2 separate regions of the Homo sapiens genome follow, and region 1 is linked to region 2. Evidence: read pairs that join two places in POLR2A ChIA-PET (ENCODE). Cell type or tissue: CD4-positive, alpha-beta T cell. All regions are shown on one strand. Each heading gives the region's core, and the rest is flanking DNA. Links, peaks and the distances in the headings are about the cores only.

Region 1 (8,342 bases), core at 236-8,235, 70 kb after region 2:
ACTGCTACAGATTACAGACACTTCTTATTTTTAAAATGCCTAGAAGACTTAGAAGTCTGGACTTACCACAAAATTATGAACGCATCTTCAATGTTTTGTTTACCTGATTTATTCGATTAAATGCAAATTTGGTGTCATCTGATATCCTAGCAGGGAACAAATACTTGATAGACATCTGACAAATTAAATGGAATAAACTATTTAAAATGATCTTTACTGAAGCACTGCAGTACAGTGAATAACGTTCAAATCCTGTGGCCTCTCTAAGTGTTAATGACCATAGTACTCCTCTTATAGGTGTTATGATTATACAAGGTAACGCATATAAAAAGCTTAGCGCAGTACCTGGCCCATAGCAATCATTACATAAATATCAATGAGCAGGTATTATTAGTAAAGTAGTATTAGTAAATTGAATATCTTCATTTCATAGAGGAAATAGACCCAACAAAATAAAATATTGACTTCATATGTTAATAGTCAGTAGACAGTTGAAAATACTAGAAGAAATATTCAAGAAAATCCAGGACAGACTGTGACCAGTGGTGACCTCCCATTTGTGTACTGAAGCCCATCTCTAGATACCACCAGGGGTGTCCCCCTGAACATCCCAACAACAGCTCAAAAGCAACATTAAAGATTGGATTTAGATTTCCAGGGTGATATGAAACAGGCCAATTTATGATTAATTACCAAATTGACTCCAAACATTTGGCATTGGGAGATGATATATAAAAGGGGATAAAGAGAAAGACATGGCCAGCTACAAATACAAGACAAAAATCTCAGTGGACCAGAAACACAAACACAGAGTAGTTAGTGGAGTTGATGACTTGACTGCAGAAACAGTCAAAGACATCCTAGAATTCAACTCCTGGGGGATTAAATGTGGTGTGTCTCAGGTTGTAGGGAACCAGGCTCACTGTTTCATTCCAGGACCTGCAGTGGACTTCCACACTCATGAAAGGGAGACAGAAAAATAAAAGGTAGTTGACTGCTGACTCAGCTTATGACTTTATCAGCAACTAAGGCCCAGGAGGCAAGGGACAAGGAGAGACTCATTACTAGTAACTAACCTATTTATTTGCTCATTTAGTCAATAAATGTTCATTGAGCACTCATAACATACCAGGTACTTGGCTGGGCATTAGGGCTACAATGGTGAAAAAGACGGGACCAGGCCCTGTTTTGCTGGAGCAAACATTTTAACGGGGAAGACAAACCAAAAATAAAAGCAACAACAAAAATAAGTAAGGAGGCAAATAAAATAATTATGAGTTGTGATGATTACTGAGGATAATAAACTAGGCACTGAGTTACCAAATAAATGGACAGCCTATTTAGATGGGGTAGTGGGAAGTGAGGTAACATTTAAGCCAAGCCCTTAAGTGCAAAAGAAGTGAGCCATACAGAATAGGGATGAGGGAGGGGAAGAGCACTCTGGACTATCCAAAGGCCCTGAGGAAGTGCATGCTGCCATCAAAGACAGGAAAGGAGGCTGGAGTGTCTACAGTCATGTGGGAGAAGAGTGGCAAAATATTAGGCTGGCAAGCCAAGCAGGAGTCAGATCATGTAGGGCATAGGAGTTAGGATTTTATAAATGCAATGAGAAACCACTGAAGGCTTTAAGAAAGGGAGTGACAAGGCTGAATTCTGTACCGAGAAGCTCTGCTACTGGATGGAGAATGAGCTGAGGGAATGAGGGTAGAGGCAAAAGTGGAAGCAGAAAGCAAGAGTAGAAGCAGAAGAGGCAAGAGTTAAAAAAAAGGGTAAAGTGGAGGGGGTGAAGACTATTGCACTGAATCTAGAAAGACTTCCACTTAGTTTAGATGTTACTGTACAAGTGAAAGGAGAAAGAGCTTAACCTTTGTAAAAGCAGTTCAGTCACTGGACAATCAATTTATGGAGCTGAGCTAAGAGCTTGGAATATAGAGGTGTTTATAGCTCATGAGGATATAGTTACAATACAATAAAATAAAAGCCATAATTTAAAAAATGTATACAAGGTATACCCCTGGAGGAAGTGGAAGAGCTCATCCTAAATACAAGATTAAGTTTTTATGCATTGCCTGTAATCCACAAAGGAATTCATTTCACATATATTTACTAAGTGTTTACGAGGTGTCAGACAGCAAAGAGTGAAACAATGCAGAATTTGATGTGTCCCCACTGTCCTTCACCGAAATAAAAACATGGCAGAAAGAGCATAAAAGAGAATGTTTTCATTCATGAGAATGTTTTCATTCACGTCAGCATAATTAACAACAGCAACAAAGAGATCATGTAAATCACAAATCATGTGTGTTGTAAAATAAATCCCAAAGGATACCAATTACGATGACAAGAAAACAGAAGAAGACCTTAAATACCATGAGGAAACAGTCAAATCCAGAAATGGGGATGCACTACAGGAAGACTGGAAGAGCCTCCTTTTAAACAAGGCAATGGGATGGGAGGAAGGGAGGCAAAGAGTAAAATTGCCCTAGGTTAAGACTCAACTACATGCAGTGAGTGGTCTATGATTGGATCCTAGTTGGTACAAACAGGTATAAAAGACATCTGTGGGACAACAGGGGGTGGAAGGATTTAAACATGAACTAGGTGTTAGGTGAAGCGCCTACACTTAGTTGGGTGTGCTAATAATCTTGTGGTTATGTAGGGAAATGTCCCCAATTTTTAGAGATGCATTAGAAACTAGAGGTGACAAGTTATGAGGTTGGTGGTTTTTACAATATTTAAAGAAAACATATGCGACAAACATTGCATAATGTTGACTTATTAAATAAAAATTACGTGTATATAGGAAATAAGGCTTTTGACAGGGAGAGACCCTTCTCTACCTCTGGACCTCGGTTTCGCCGCAAAGCTCCGACCTCTCTAGGGGTCTCTCCCACCACCCTGTGAAAGGGCTACCTAGCTTGCCTTAGGTGGATAGCAAGGGAAGGGTCCCTGGAGAGCCTGCCCCCGCCCATGATTTAGTGTCTTATCCCCACATAACATAAAACTAAGCCTGGGGAAAAAATCAGGTTGCAGGCACCGATAAGGGAACTAGCACAGGGTGTTGTGCCTAGAGATATGCCCACGGCTGCATAGATAGAAAAACCTCGGGCCCATTTGGATAAAAACTTGCACAGAACCTCCAGCTCACTCAGATAAGGGAACAAGGCCTGACACATAATGCCTTTGTCCTTTGTATAGTCAGCAGGTTCCCAGGAAAAGTTTCTTCTCCTTTTGTGGGTATGGACACGGTGGGTTCTGGTAGGTTCCGGCAGGCGCTCTACTTTCCTTTATTAGGACTATAAGCCCAGCTTCTGTGAATCATCACCTCAGCCCCTGATTGGTCCGGGGCCAAACTTTCACTTCGGCTTCTGATAGGTCCTGGGCCAAGCTAAGCAGCAGCTATGAATCATCATTTCAGCTCCTGATTGGTCCCGGACCAAGCTGAGTCAAGCGTTCGCCAGGACAGCCCGCAGACTAAGCGCATTCCCTCTCCTTTCCAGTCCATAAAAACCCCAGAACGGGCCCCATAATGGGTACTCCCGGTCGGGACCCCTTCTCTGCTGGCAGAGAGCTTTTTCCTTTCGCTTATTAAACTTTCGCTCTAACCTCACCTTTGTGTCTGCGCTCCTTTATCGTCTTGGAGGCAGGACAAAGAACTCCGGGCGTTATCTCAGACAAAGAAAGGCTGTTTAATCTTCAGGATAAGGGGCGGGACCTCCACCTACTCCACGGGGGCTTCAGGCCAGTGAATGTGTAGGGGCGGGGGTCACGCCTGCGCAGACGTTCCCTCCCCGCCTACTCCAAGGCACAGACCTGAAATCTTCTGGGAACCTGGCGGGTCGCGACAAGGGGCCAAGACTCACCTTCGGGGCACCGGCAAGCTACGGAACAGGTGGCGGGGCTGCAGCACCCCAATGACCGATCAACCGCAAAGGCCGGAAATGCGTCAGCCGTTCTGAGCCCACTGGCTGAAGCCAGGCAACTCTTTCCTTTCTAGGAATTCCAGAGGTGGCTGCTGCTTGGTGACTCCCTTATTGCAAACCCCGGGGCCAAAAATCCCAGTCCCACTGGGTGCGAGGCGGAGAAATCCGGCGAGGCATTTCTATGGGGAGCGGCCCCCAGCATTTAGGAGTTAGATGGTCATCGAGACCCAAAACATTAGAGCCGGAAGGTGTTAGGAAGATATAAACGTAGAGAGCGAGTAACAGGAGGCAATTCCACGGCCAAACAGGTTTATTTACAGGAAAAGCCTGCGAAGAGTTCCAGTTAGGAATCTGGCTGAGATCCTGATCGCTTACAAGCTGAGGCTTTTATAATAAAGTTTCTGTTGGGGAGGGGTTGGGGAAGTGCTGGCTAGTTGGAACTGTTTGGACACTTTCCAACTGGGGACAGATGTGGTTAGGGCCGTTAGGCTCTGTTGCGGTTAGAGCTGTTATGCTCTGTTGAAGCTATGGACGGGGTTGACATTTGCTTTGTTTCTTGAGAACACAGTCATCAAGGTTGTAAAATGGCATCACTATTGTTAGTCCTCACAGAAGGGACTTCATACTTTTTCTGTCTCTAATACTTACCTATTCTTCCCCGAGTCTGTCCACTTCCTCTGGTCTCTTTGACATCACAAAGGAGAGATGGTAATGGTGGGGACGAGAATACAGAGTTGTTTTTGTTGTGGTTTTGTTATTTTGTGTTTTACACTCAAACCTCTGTCTTCTGGAATCCCAAAGTCTAGAAGAAGAGCGTGTAAACAAGTAACTGCGTAAAACAGACGTGCATGTGAAATGAAGTAAAATAAAATAAGTGCTTGTAAATCGATGAGAATAGCCTCTGGAACATGCTAAGTACGTATGTAGGAAATAAATGTATGTATTAGTTTGAATTCGTGGCGTGGAAGAGAGAGGAAAACTAATGGGGCAAAACAAGACTCAGCAGGAATCTGCCAGTGTACACTGGAAAAGGAGCAAAGGAAATAAATTTCTGGGAGAGGGAATCAAATGTACAAAAGCAGAACTGGGGTGAAATCCTTTGGTACATCCAAAGAACTGGGCTGATCAGCATGACTGGAGAGTGGTATATGTGGCAGGGGCACCAGCTCTTACTTTTTTTGGATCCCTAACCAAGGAATTTGAGCAGTCTGATCAAATTTACATCTAGAAATGTTATCTTGGCAGCCATGTGGGGATGGACTGTAAGGAAATGAGACTACAGGCAGGGAGACCAGCTAGGAGACTACTACAAGAATCCAGGGTAGAGAGAGTGAGGGCCTGAATCAAGGCAGTAGCAATAGAAATAGAGAAGACAGATAATACATGTTAAGAGGTTGAATTGATTTTTTACAACTCATTCATTAATTATATAGATTCCCATTGAATGCGATCTTTGTGCCAAGGGCTTGCTGGATATAATAATAATGAAGGACACAAGGTCCTCATCCTCATGGGGTTTATAATGTAACAAGGAATACAGACAGAAAGAGACCCAGCTTATACAATTCAAGAGACCTTATTTGAGAAAAGGAATACAAAATTACAAGTACAAACATAGATATGAAAATGGAGACTTAAGTCAGGTGTAATAGCTCACGCCTGTAATCCCAACACTTTGAGAGGCCGAGATGGGAGGATCTCTTGAGTCCAGGAGTTCAAGACAAGCCTGGGCGACATAGTGAGACTCTGTCTCTGCAAAAAATAAAAAATATTATCCAGGCACAGTTACTCATGCTATTAGTCTCAGCTACTGGGGAGGCTGAGCAGGGATAATCACCAGCTGCAGTAGCCATGATCGTGCCACTGCACTCTAGCTTGAGTGACAGACTGAGACCCTGTCTCCAAAATTAAATAAATAAATAAATAAAGAAGGAAAAAGAAAAAAAACAAAAATGGAGATTTAGAATGGAAAATAGGCCAGGCGTGGTGGTTCACGCCTATAATCCTAGCACATTGGGAGGCTGAGGCAGGCAGATTGCATGAGCTCAGGAGTTCAAGACCAGCCTGGGCAACGTGGTGAAACCCCATCTCTACCCAAAATACAAAAATTAGCCAGGCATTGTGGCACATGCCTGTGGGTCTGAGGTGGGAGGATTGCTTGAGCCTGGAAGGTGGGGTTTTCAGTGAGCTGAGATTGTGCCACTGCACTCCAGCGTGGCTGACAGAGTGAGATCCCATCTCGAAAAATAAATAAATAAATATAGAATGGAAAATACATTCTTTACATCACATTACAATTTTTTTTGTAATTGTAATGATAATTACAATTACAAAACGAGACAGAACAGGGTCTCGTTCTGTCAACTAAGCTGGGGTGGAGTGGTGTGATCACTGCAACCTTAAACTCCTGTGCTCAAGCAATCCTCTTGCTTCTGCCTCCCAAAATGCTGGGATTAAAGGTGTGAGCTGCTGCCACCACATCCAGCTATACTACAAATTTTAAAGTCTTCCAAATATCACAAACAAAAATCAGAAAAATAACAAAATATTTTTATTATTTAACTGCCTGACTCCTCTATAGTAACTCTCCCCTAATTTGTTGGCTTTATGTTCTTGGACTGCTTCTTTGTATGTTAATTTCATAATTTAAATTTTTCTAGAAAGAATAAAAAGTTAATGTAGCCATTCCTCTAGCATGGTTGATCAAAAGCTTTTTAAAATTGTTGACATTTGAGTAAACTTCTATCAAGTTTCTTTCAATTATGAGCTACAAGATTTCAGGACATTCAAATTTTTTTATGTGGGGACTAATCTGAGAATCTCTGTGTTGATGACACATTAACTAGTTGGTCTTAGATGTCCTCATTGTCAATGGCATATTATGATGTCTTTGTCAATATCAGTATTTTATGTAAAATGTGCAAGAAATTTAAATCTCTTTTCAATGTGTTCAGTGATTCACTTTTCTTCACTAGAGAATTAATCCAAGAGCATATTTTTTTACTGTATTCAAAGTTTAGCTTTTTTTCTTAATGAGTTGCTGATTTTATATAATTTGACATTGTTTCTTTTGTTATAATTTGCTTCCTGATGTCAGAATAATTTCCATTGATTTTATTATCTTTATTTCTTTTGTTTCTCACATTCCATTAATTTTTTTTGGCAGGGGAGTGGGGAAGGAGTCATGCTCTATTTCCCAGGATGGAGTGCAGTGGCTCGATCTCAGCTCACTGCAACTTCTGCCTCCCAGGTTCAAGCGATTCTCATACCTCGAGTATCTGGGATTACAGGCATGTGCCACCACGCCTGGCAAATTTTGTATTTTTAGTAGAGACGGGGTTTCGCCGTGTTGGCCAGGCTGGTCTCAAACTCCTGACCTCAGGTGATCTGCCCACCTTGGCCTTCCAATGTGCTGGGATTACAGGCATGAGCCACCACGCCTAGCCTCCATTAATTTTTAAATTTAAATTTGCTCTCAGTTCTTTAATAAATTATTTAATTTTGTAATTTAGCATTTATTGCTTAAATCATGCCAAAATATCTTTTCAAATTGTAGTTAAAATGACTTATTTCTAAGATAGTGTCCCCTTACCAGATGCTAAAATTCTCTATTGTTATTTCAGTGCCACTCAACAAGAGAAAAATAAGAGATGGGGAGTCAGAAATGGAAACAAACAGTGGTTTAAACACCTGTTGCTAAAATATCCATTTTTTCCCCTCAAATTTTGCAGGCATATGAACCATGTAAACACATTGCTAGGTATCATTCCAGGCCAGGGCATTTGAAGAAACTGCAAGTGTAGAATCCATTTTTTCCCCTCAAATTTTACAAGCATATGAACCATGTAAACACATTGCTAGGTATCATTCCAGGCCAGGGCATTTGAAGAAACATGCAAATGTAGAATCACTTACACTTTATAGACTTAATCATAAACCCACTTCTGAATAAGTTAAGTGCTGCAGTGGAAATAGATAGGAATCTGATGACTGTTACAGTAATTACAATACCCATCTTTAATTTATCACAGCCTAATTGGAAATAATATTGTATCACTTCACATTTTAGTCTTAGTTGCATATTTAACAATTTACATTTCACATATAGACAGAAACTTATGACACTATTATTCCTTTGCTCTTGCCCATTGATATGGTTTTGCTGTGTCCCCACCCAAATGTCATCTTGAATTGTTCCCATAATCCCCACATGTGGTGGGAAGGGCCCAGTGGGAAATAATTGAATCATGGGGGCGGTTTTCTCCTTGCTATTCTCATGATACTAAGGTCTTATGAGATCTGAGGTTTTATAAGGGGTTTCCCCCTTCACTCTGTTCTCTTCTTCTCTCTCCTGCTGCCATGTGAAGAAGAACATGTTGCTTCTCCTTCTGCCATGATTGTAAGTTTCCTGAGGTCTCC
Region 2 (8,342 bases), core at 220-8,219:
CCAAACTATCTCATTTGGATAACCCCCTTTTCAAAGTTCAAAAGACTGATTAGCCCCCACAGAACTGAAGGTGAGGAAATGGGGTTCTAGAATCTGGCAGGGCAGTGTGATGTGGAAGGGCACATTTACCCTTCCACAGGATGTGACATGGCTGATACTGGACCACACCACCTTGAGATTTTCGCCAAAGGGTGTTGTGGCATATTGGTGATAGACATGCTGTTACATGTGCGTATTTCCATTTTTAGAACAAACTATACCACATGATACACATGGATTGACACCTTGCTCTTTTCAATTAATACATCCTGGAGATGTTTTATATCAATACATATGAATCTTTCTTTCTTTTAGATAATCTTGTAGTATTCCATTATATGAAAGCACCGTATTTTGTTGGATGGTTAAGATGTTTTTCTGTATTTTACTGTCACAGAGTACTATATTGAAAGCCTCTGTGGATATGTGACAGTATATTTGTAGCATATTCAACTAAAAATAGATGAATATTAGGTCAAAAAGAATCCTTTTGGTCATCTAGAAATGCTAACCTCAAAATAGAATTATTGAAACAAAGGGAAAATATCAGGTGCTTTCTATGTATTAGGCACTATGGCTGGTACTGAGGATAAACCAAGAAACAAGTTAGACTTGCTCCTTGCCATCATAGAATTTTACATTTTACTGGGGGAGACAGACTTATAAAAGCCAACAGGCAAAAATTACAAATTACAGTATGATGTGAAAAAAGTAACGGGCTAGAGACAGAATTGGGGGGAACTTTTTTGATATAGTGGTCAAGGAAAGACTAAGAATGCCAGATTTAAGCTGTGTGTGCTTTTAAATTTTAGTAGATATTGCAACACCACCTTCTATGTTTACACACTCACCAACATCATCACCAATATTGTATTTTCAAACCTTTTGATCTTTCCCAATCTAAGGTGAAAATGGCATTTTATTTGTATTTATTATTAAAAGTAAGATAGAGCATCCTTTCATAGATGTATTTACGAGTCTTTTGAAATTCTTTTGTGTGTATGTGAACTGCTCCTCTGATAACCTTTGTCCACTCTTCTATAGCGTTGTTGGTCTTTTTTCTTAACTGGTCATAAAAACTCTTTAATAAATTAGATCTTTATCAAATATCTTGCAAATATATCTCCGTGTTATTTACCTTTGACTTGTTTTTCTGAGAGACACTTGACTGTAATGCCCGTTAAAGCCTAAAAAGGTTTTCTAACAGTGGCCAAACAAATATCTTTATCTTTCTCGCTTGGAAGAAGATGCAGCTGAGAAACTGACTTCTAAGTAAGCCAAGGTAAGATCGGTGAGCTTCTTTCCCAGAAAGATAAAATACACACCATGCAACAAATAGTATGTCTAATGCCTACAGTGGAATACTCATGATAGCTTTTTTGCTGTAGTTATGCTTAACTTGCCATTTAATGTTGCTATTAGAGAGGGACTTGGCCAATAAATCTGCCTTAAAAGAGATTTCAAGAGTTGGAATATGACTGCAGATCACTGTTGTCTCAGGGGAGCTAATAAAAAGGGTTACAACTTTTCCTTTGAAGTAGTTTTGCCCAGAGTATGTAGCTATGGATTGTGAAATAGAAGAAAAACAGTATAACGAAAATTTTGTATTACGTTTACATTTCAAGAAACCATCAGAATCACTTTATTATTTCACTCTGCTCAAGCAGGAAGTTGAACAGATCAAATAACTTGTCTTAGCCACTAGAGTTACACTGAGTTTTATTCAGTGCTGAGAAACAGCCTAAGAAAGCAAACTAGTGAGGCTGTGCTGATTTACAATTGATACATTTTATGAAATAGCATTAATGTTCTCACAGACCATCATTATATGACTTTGTGGAATTATCAAAAGTAGTGTTTCACAAAATATAAAAATCTCCCACTGGCATAAGGGGTCTAATGTGTATTTCATGTTTGTTTGTTTTAAAGTTCTGTAGCACAAGGGAAGGTGTTTCTTAACCTTAGCCACCAGCAATTTAGGGAGTAAGAAATCATACATTTAGCAAAATTGCTCTTTTTATTCTTAGCCTAACGAATTCAGCTAGACTTTAATCTGAATTTATGGGGGATATGTCTAAGATTTCACCATCAAATATAAGGGAGGTTTTTGGTATATTTGAGATGTATTTATTTTTGCCTTATAAAGGAATCATCCATCTATTTATTTTTTATTAGGAGTTTCTGCTTTTAGTCAGAAATATATGTTGAGTTTTATGAAATGACATTGTAGCATTTGTGGAGATTATATGATTTTTCTTTATCAGCCTAATATGGGTGACTTAAAGTTATAGGTTCCTAATATTAAGCTATAAATTTGTTAGATTCATTTGTAGGCTTTGATTGTTTAGAACGATCACTGGACAAATAACTTATTTTAAAACTCAGAGTAATGAATGAGACCTTGCTGTATACGTATAAGAAGCAGAGAGAAGAGCAGGAAGCATCATTACCAGAAGATAAGAACTGTAAATCTTATGCTGGAGCATGGTGACATGACTCATAATGCGATAGCATCTCTACTGATAATATGGAAAAGAAAGTTCTTATCTTGAATATCGTATGAATGGACCTGGCAGAAACATGATCACTATAGTTTACAAAAATAAGGATAATCCTGGAAAATGAAAACCTCAAGTTTGAAAATTGATTTGTATTTTAGTATTTTGTCTCTCCTGGTGATAACAGTGTTTTGAGTTATTCTCACCTTATCTACCCCTACCCCTCCCAAAAGGTACAAACAGACTGTTTAAATGAAAAATGCACACCTTGAAAATTTAAAAAAACTCTTCTTTGTCTAGCTACTTTAAAGGTTTTGATTTTCATGGGATATCCAGTGCAATGGCAATAATCTCAGCCTTGACAATAAAAGTGACAGATTTAAGAAACTAGTCATAGTAGGGAATTTTAGAGGGGGAGTAAATAGGATATAGTATTTACTTTCTATTTAAATTAAATTTTCTTTATGTTTATCCCTTATATAATTTTTGAAAAGGTCCTTTTCTAGATATTAAAAAATAAGATATATGAGTTTTCCTCTCAAGAAAGAATATTGACTTCTAATTAGTAACACATATTGACTAGATTTGTTGGCCTTATGAAAAGTTTTAAAGTAAACATATTTAATTTTTACTTTAAAAATATGCTTTCAAAGATACATTCAGACACTTAAGAAGAAAAGATAACTGCTTGTGATAATGAAACTGGTTGTTTTTTTTCTGTTATGATAATTTCAATGCTTGAAACACTGAATAAATTACACGTCAGTACAATGTTTTGTATATTTAATGATATTTCAAAGCTTCTGTCAACTGATCAGTTAAACACAAAAGTTTGTTCAGATTTTTTAAAGGTTTTTTTTTCTTTCTTCCAACTTTTGTTTTAGGTTCAGTGGGTACATGTGCAGGTATGTTACATGAATAAAGTGCATACTGCTGGGGTTTGGTGTACAAATGATTTTGTCACCAAAGTGGTAGCATAGTACCTTATAGGTAACTTTTCAATCTTCACCTTCCTCTCACCCTCCACCCTCAAGAAGTCCTTGTGTCTGTTGTTCCCATTTGTGTTCATGTTTACTGAATGTTTAGCACCCACTTATAAGTAAGAACATGCAGTATTTGGTTTTCTGTTCCTGTGTTAATTGGCTTAGGATAAATGGCCTCCAGCTGCATCCATGTTGCTGCAAAGGACATGATCTCATTCTTTTAGCTGCATGATATTCCATGGTGTTATGTACCACATTTTCTTTTTCCAGTCCACCACTGATGGGCATCTAGGTTGATTCCATGTTTCTGCTATTGTGAAAAGTGCTGTGATGAACATACACATGCATGGTCTTTATGGTAGAACAGTATATTCCTCTGGGTATATACCCAATAATGGAATTGCTGGGTCAAATGAGAGCTCTGTTTTAAGTTCCTTAAGAAATTTCCAAATTGCTTTCCACAGTGGCAGAACTAATTTACATTCCCACTAGCAATGTATAAGCATTCAAAGAGTTTATCTTATTCAAAAACTATAAAAACCCAGTTTGTGATACTGTGGGCAAGAGAGACTATTTCTGTTCTCTGTTGTAGAATTTATTTTGATAAAGTGATATCTGTTGCTTTTATTCCCCCTGAAACTTACATTGATTGCAAAGTGTTGTTGATTTATTTTCTCTCACAGTAATAGCCCTAATTTCTTCTTACCTTAAACCTTTCAATCCAAACGTATGTCCATTGTTTAGTTTAATTTTCGAAATACTTTGACAATTATTTTTGCCATTGTGTTTGATGAATTTCTAAATTGCGAAAAATGGCGAAGTATGTGTGTTTTATTTATGTGAGCAAAGTGAAAATGTTGGCTGTTTGTGATAACACTCAACGGAGCTGGCCTGTTTTTACATGAATAAAATAAACATCCACTTTAAAATGAGAAAACAAAAACAAAAACAGAAACAAAAAAAAAACCCCAACAATCTTAGCTCACAACGAAATGACCCTCCCAGCCGTCCTCAGCAGGCAGCACCCATGTTAGTCTCCTTCTGCGATGCCTAAGCGGCAGCACCATCGAGCCAAGGTCCTCCAGCGTTCCTAGAGCGGAGAAGAAAGCGCTCCGAAGAGCTAGAGCTGACACTCGGCGATGAGCTAAGACGCTGTTTCAGAGCGTTTGGGTCCTCTGAGGCCCCTTGACCAGGTGAGCGGACCCTGGAGCTGGGCCCCGGGCTGGGGCGGAACTGCGGCCTAGGGGCCTAGGGAGCAGCTGCTTCCCGGCGGGTGCAGAGAATCTTCCCTCGACCGAGGGGGCGGGGTCCGTAGCGGAGGTGTCGGCCCTGGGGCCTATGAGAGTGATGAAGCTGTGGATCTGGTAAACAGAGTACAACCTTCTGCTGCATATTTTTCATCCATTCAGCGCAATTTTAAGTAGATATTAAAGGTAGGCGCCACCGAGAAGGTAATATTTGAGCAGAAATCTGAAGGAGGTGGGTGGAAAGACCTAAGTGGCTTTTGCGGTCAGGAACTTTCTAGGTAGAGGGAATAGCAAGTGCAAAGGTCTTAAAGCAGGAGCTTGCTTGGCATATTTGAGGAATAACGGGGAGACCAGAGCGGTTGGAGCAGTGAACAAAGGCGACCTTTGTAGGGAATGATGTCAGAGAGATTGGGGTATGGAGAGGAAGAGTGTAGAGGAAATGAGAACTGTATCGTGTAAGGAATTTTGTCTTTTTTTGGTGTGTGTTTTTGGAGGATTTTGAGCAGAAGAAAACATGATCTGACTTATGTTTTAAAGCTTCTTTACTTGGAGACTCATGATGATAATAGATTGTAAGTGGGCAAGAATGGAATCAAGAAAACTTAAAAGTTAAGAGTAATTTTTTAAAATTCCAAGTAATTCAGGTGGGAGATAAGGATATCTTGAGCCAGTGATCAGATTATGATCTGCTTTGAAAATAGAGACAATAATATTTGCTACTGGGTCAGATGTAGGGTGTGACAGTAAGAAGGCAAATATAAATCCAAGGTTTTGGGCCTGTGGGTGCAAGAGATACTGGAGAAAAGATCTGAGGTTTAGCTTTGGTACCTCGTGTAAGTTCTTCAACTCTCCCCGTCTCAATTTCCTTCTCTGCACGAAGAAATTAGGAATAGTGTCTTCTTTATAGGGTTGTGTGAGGGTTAAATAATTAATATATGTGAAACATGTAGTATAGTTGTCCTGGCTCATTGTTTTATTATGCTGAGACATGAAGTGTGAGTGGGCATTAACAAGAAGAAAATTGGAGGGTTGGAGGGTGGTCCAAGCAGAAGGAATAAGCTGTGGAAGGGCCAAGGAGCAAGAAGGAGTATTGCAAATTTGATGAAATAAAGTACTTTATTAGATCAAAAAACAATGTAAACCATATTAAATGTTTTGAACTTGATCCTAAGGGTAATAATCAGCCATTATATGTAACAGGCATAGCAGGGACATAATAATATTTCATATCCTCCTTAGAATGATCACTGTTTGCGTGTGGAAAATAGATTGGTGTCTCAGACCAGTCTGTTTGTCACAGTGGTCTAGGTAGGAGAAGACAATGGCAAAGGGGATGAGAAGTGGATTGATTTGAGAGATATTTAAGCAATAGAATCAATAGAACTTGATTGATCAGATACATGAGATATGAAAGGAGGAAGGAATGGTCAGTTTTCTGGCTCAAATAGCTGGGTAGATGGAGCTCCTCCCAAAACAGTTTATCAAATTATTTATTATATATTGTGTTTGATATATTTAATCACATTATAGAAATGAACTCACCACTAATTCAGCCTCATACCCAGCCAGGCACGGTGGCTCATGCCTGTAATCCCAGCACTTCGGGAGGCTGAGGACGGTGGATCACTTGAGGTCAGGAATTCGAGACCAGCTTGGCCAACATGGTGAAACACTGTCTCTGCTAAAATTACAAAAATTAGCTGGGTGTCATGGCAGGCATTTGTAATCCCAGCTATTCGGGAGGCTGAGGGAGGAGAATCACTTGAACCCGGGAGGCGGAGGTTGCAGTAAGCCAAGATTGCGCTGCTGTACTCCAGCCTGGGCAACAGAGGCAGACTCCATTTCAAAGAAAAAAAAAAAACACATCATACCCTATATATACATATCAACATCATACCACATGTTTATTTATATACCAATACTGATATAGATACCAGTATATATATATGTATGTGGCATAGATATATACTGATATGGGTATAGATATCTCTATAGATATAATAATATGAATACAGGTATATATAAAAAATACGAATACAGGTATATATACCTAAACAATAATACGAATTATGTATATATATACATATGCCTGTATTTGTGTCATTATTTGTATAACTAGGGTATCTATATCGGTAAAGATAGGTAGAGATCTAGAAAGAGATTTACTATAGGGAATTAGCATAGGTCATTATGGAGGCTGGCAAGTCTCAGTATCTTCAGAGTGAGTTTTCAGGCTGGAGACCCAGGAGAGCAAATGGTTTAGTTCCAGCTCAAGCCCAAAGGCCTGAGAACCAGGAGAGCTGATGGTGTAGTTCCTGTCTGAAGGCCATAGGCTTGAGATTCAGTAAGAGCTGTTTTAGTTCCAAGTCTGATGGCAAGAAAAAAGCTGATGATTCAGTTTGAAGCATTTTAGACAGGAAGAATTCTCTTACTCAGGGATGAGTCAGCCTTTTTGTTCTAGTCAGACTTTTAACTGCTTGGATGAGGCCCACCAACATTATGGAGGGCAGTCTGTTTTAGTCAACAGTCTACCAATTTAAATGTTAATCTCATTCCAAAAACACCCTCACAGAAACATCCAGAATAATGTTTGACCAAATATCTGAGCACCCTGTGGCCAGTTAAGTTGACACATAAAATTAACCATTACAATACCAATCTTTTATTTTCTGGCTAATAATCATCACTTTTTTTGAGACAGAGTCTCACTCTGTCGCCCAGGCTGGAGTGCAGTGGTGTGATCTCAGCTCACTGCAACCTCCACCTCCTGGGTTCAAGTGATTCTCCTGCCTTAGCCTCCCGAGTAGCTAGGACTACAGGCGTGTGCCACCACACCCGGCTCATTTTTTGTATTTTTAGTAGACACGGGGTTTCACTGATAATCATCACTTTCTTGGACTTTTTTACTTATATTAAGAATACTAGGAATTGGCTTTTTAAAGTTTAAGTTCATTTTGACTAAGAAAAATAATTATCAGCTGGGAAATGTTAACTATATACACATTCAGGAATATATAACAGCAAACTGTTTGGAGGCTAAGCCACTGATTAAGTGAGCCTTCTCCCGTTCTCCCACTTACCGCATGCACATTGATTCAAAGGCATGTGTCAGCAGCTGACAGATGGTGTTTCACTGATCTATAGGGATACTCAAGCATAGTCAAAATCAAGAATGCTAAATCCCCACATACCAAGGGCCTGCCCCAAAGGATGGTAGGGAATTGTCTGAGTTCATTTTTGACATGTTGGATTTGAGAGGCTTCTGTAGGGTATCCTGGTCCCAAATAGGCAGAAGGAAATTCAGGTCTGACACTTGAGATATCTGACCTGAAGAATAAGGAAATCATCAGCATAAGGACAGTAATTGAAGTCACAAAAATACTTATACTCTACATTAGCCCTTTCTAGTTTCTGCCCTATCTTTCTTGTTCCATTCAATGTATTACTTTTTTGAAATTTGTCATTTATGCTCACTCTCCATTTTCTCATTTCCTATGGCAGGCTAGCTATTCTCACTACCAAAATTACCTTCACAGAGGTCACTAATGACATCTTTGTTTTTGAATCAAGTGTCT

Evidence for each region. Peaks named below come from ENCODE experiments on the same cell type or tissue, not always from the same donor. Only the 100,000 strongest peaks of a DNase experiment are listed, where the experiment ranks them.
Region 1: POLR2A ChIA-PET joins it to region 2 with 24 read pairs; 28 of 35 experiments call an interaction of 5 or more read pairs at or near these places.

What each region holds. Positions count from the first base shown.
Region 1 is chr6:28,332,219-28,340,560 of GRCh38, forward strand. ZSCAN31 (zinc finger and SCAN domain containing 31) reads right to left here and starts at 3,930. Exons shown (of 4, transcript NM_030899.5): 1 at 3,864-3,930. RefSeq lists an enhancer at 3,476-3,595. In CD4-positive, alpha-beta T cell, for the core only: no CTCF peak of the experiment used is centred there; DNase peaks (open chromatin) are centred at 3,403, 3,833 and 4,423; H3K4me3 peaks cover 1,923 bases; H3K27ac peaks cover 1,561 bases.
Region 2 is chr6:28,262,501-28,270,842 of GRCh38, forward strand. It overlaps ZSCAN26 (zinc finger and SCAN domain containing 26), which reads left to right and starts at 4,643. Exons shown (of 4, transcript NM_001023560.4): 1 at 4,643-4,713. RefSeq lists enhancers at 4,481-4,540, 4,685-5,249. In CD4-positive, alpha-beta T cell, for the core only: no CTCF peak of the experiment used is centred there; a DNase peak (open chromatin) is centred at 4,601; H3K4me3 peaks cover 1,503 bases; H3K27ac peaks cover 1,052 bases.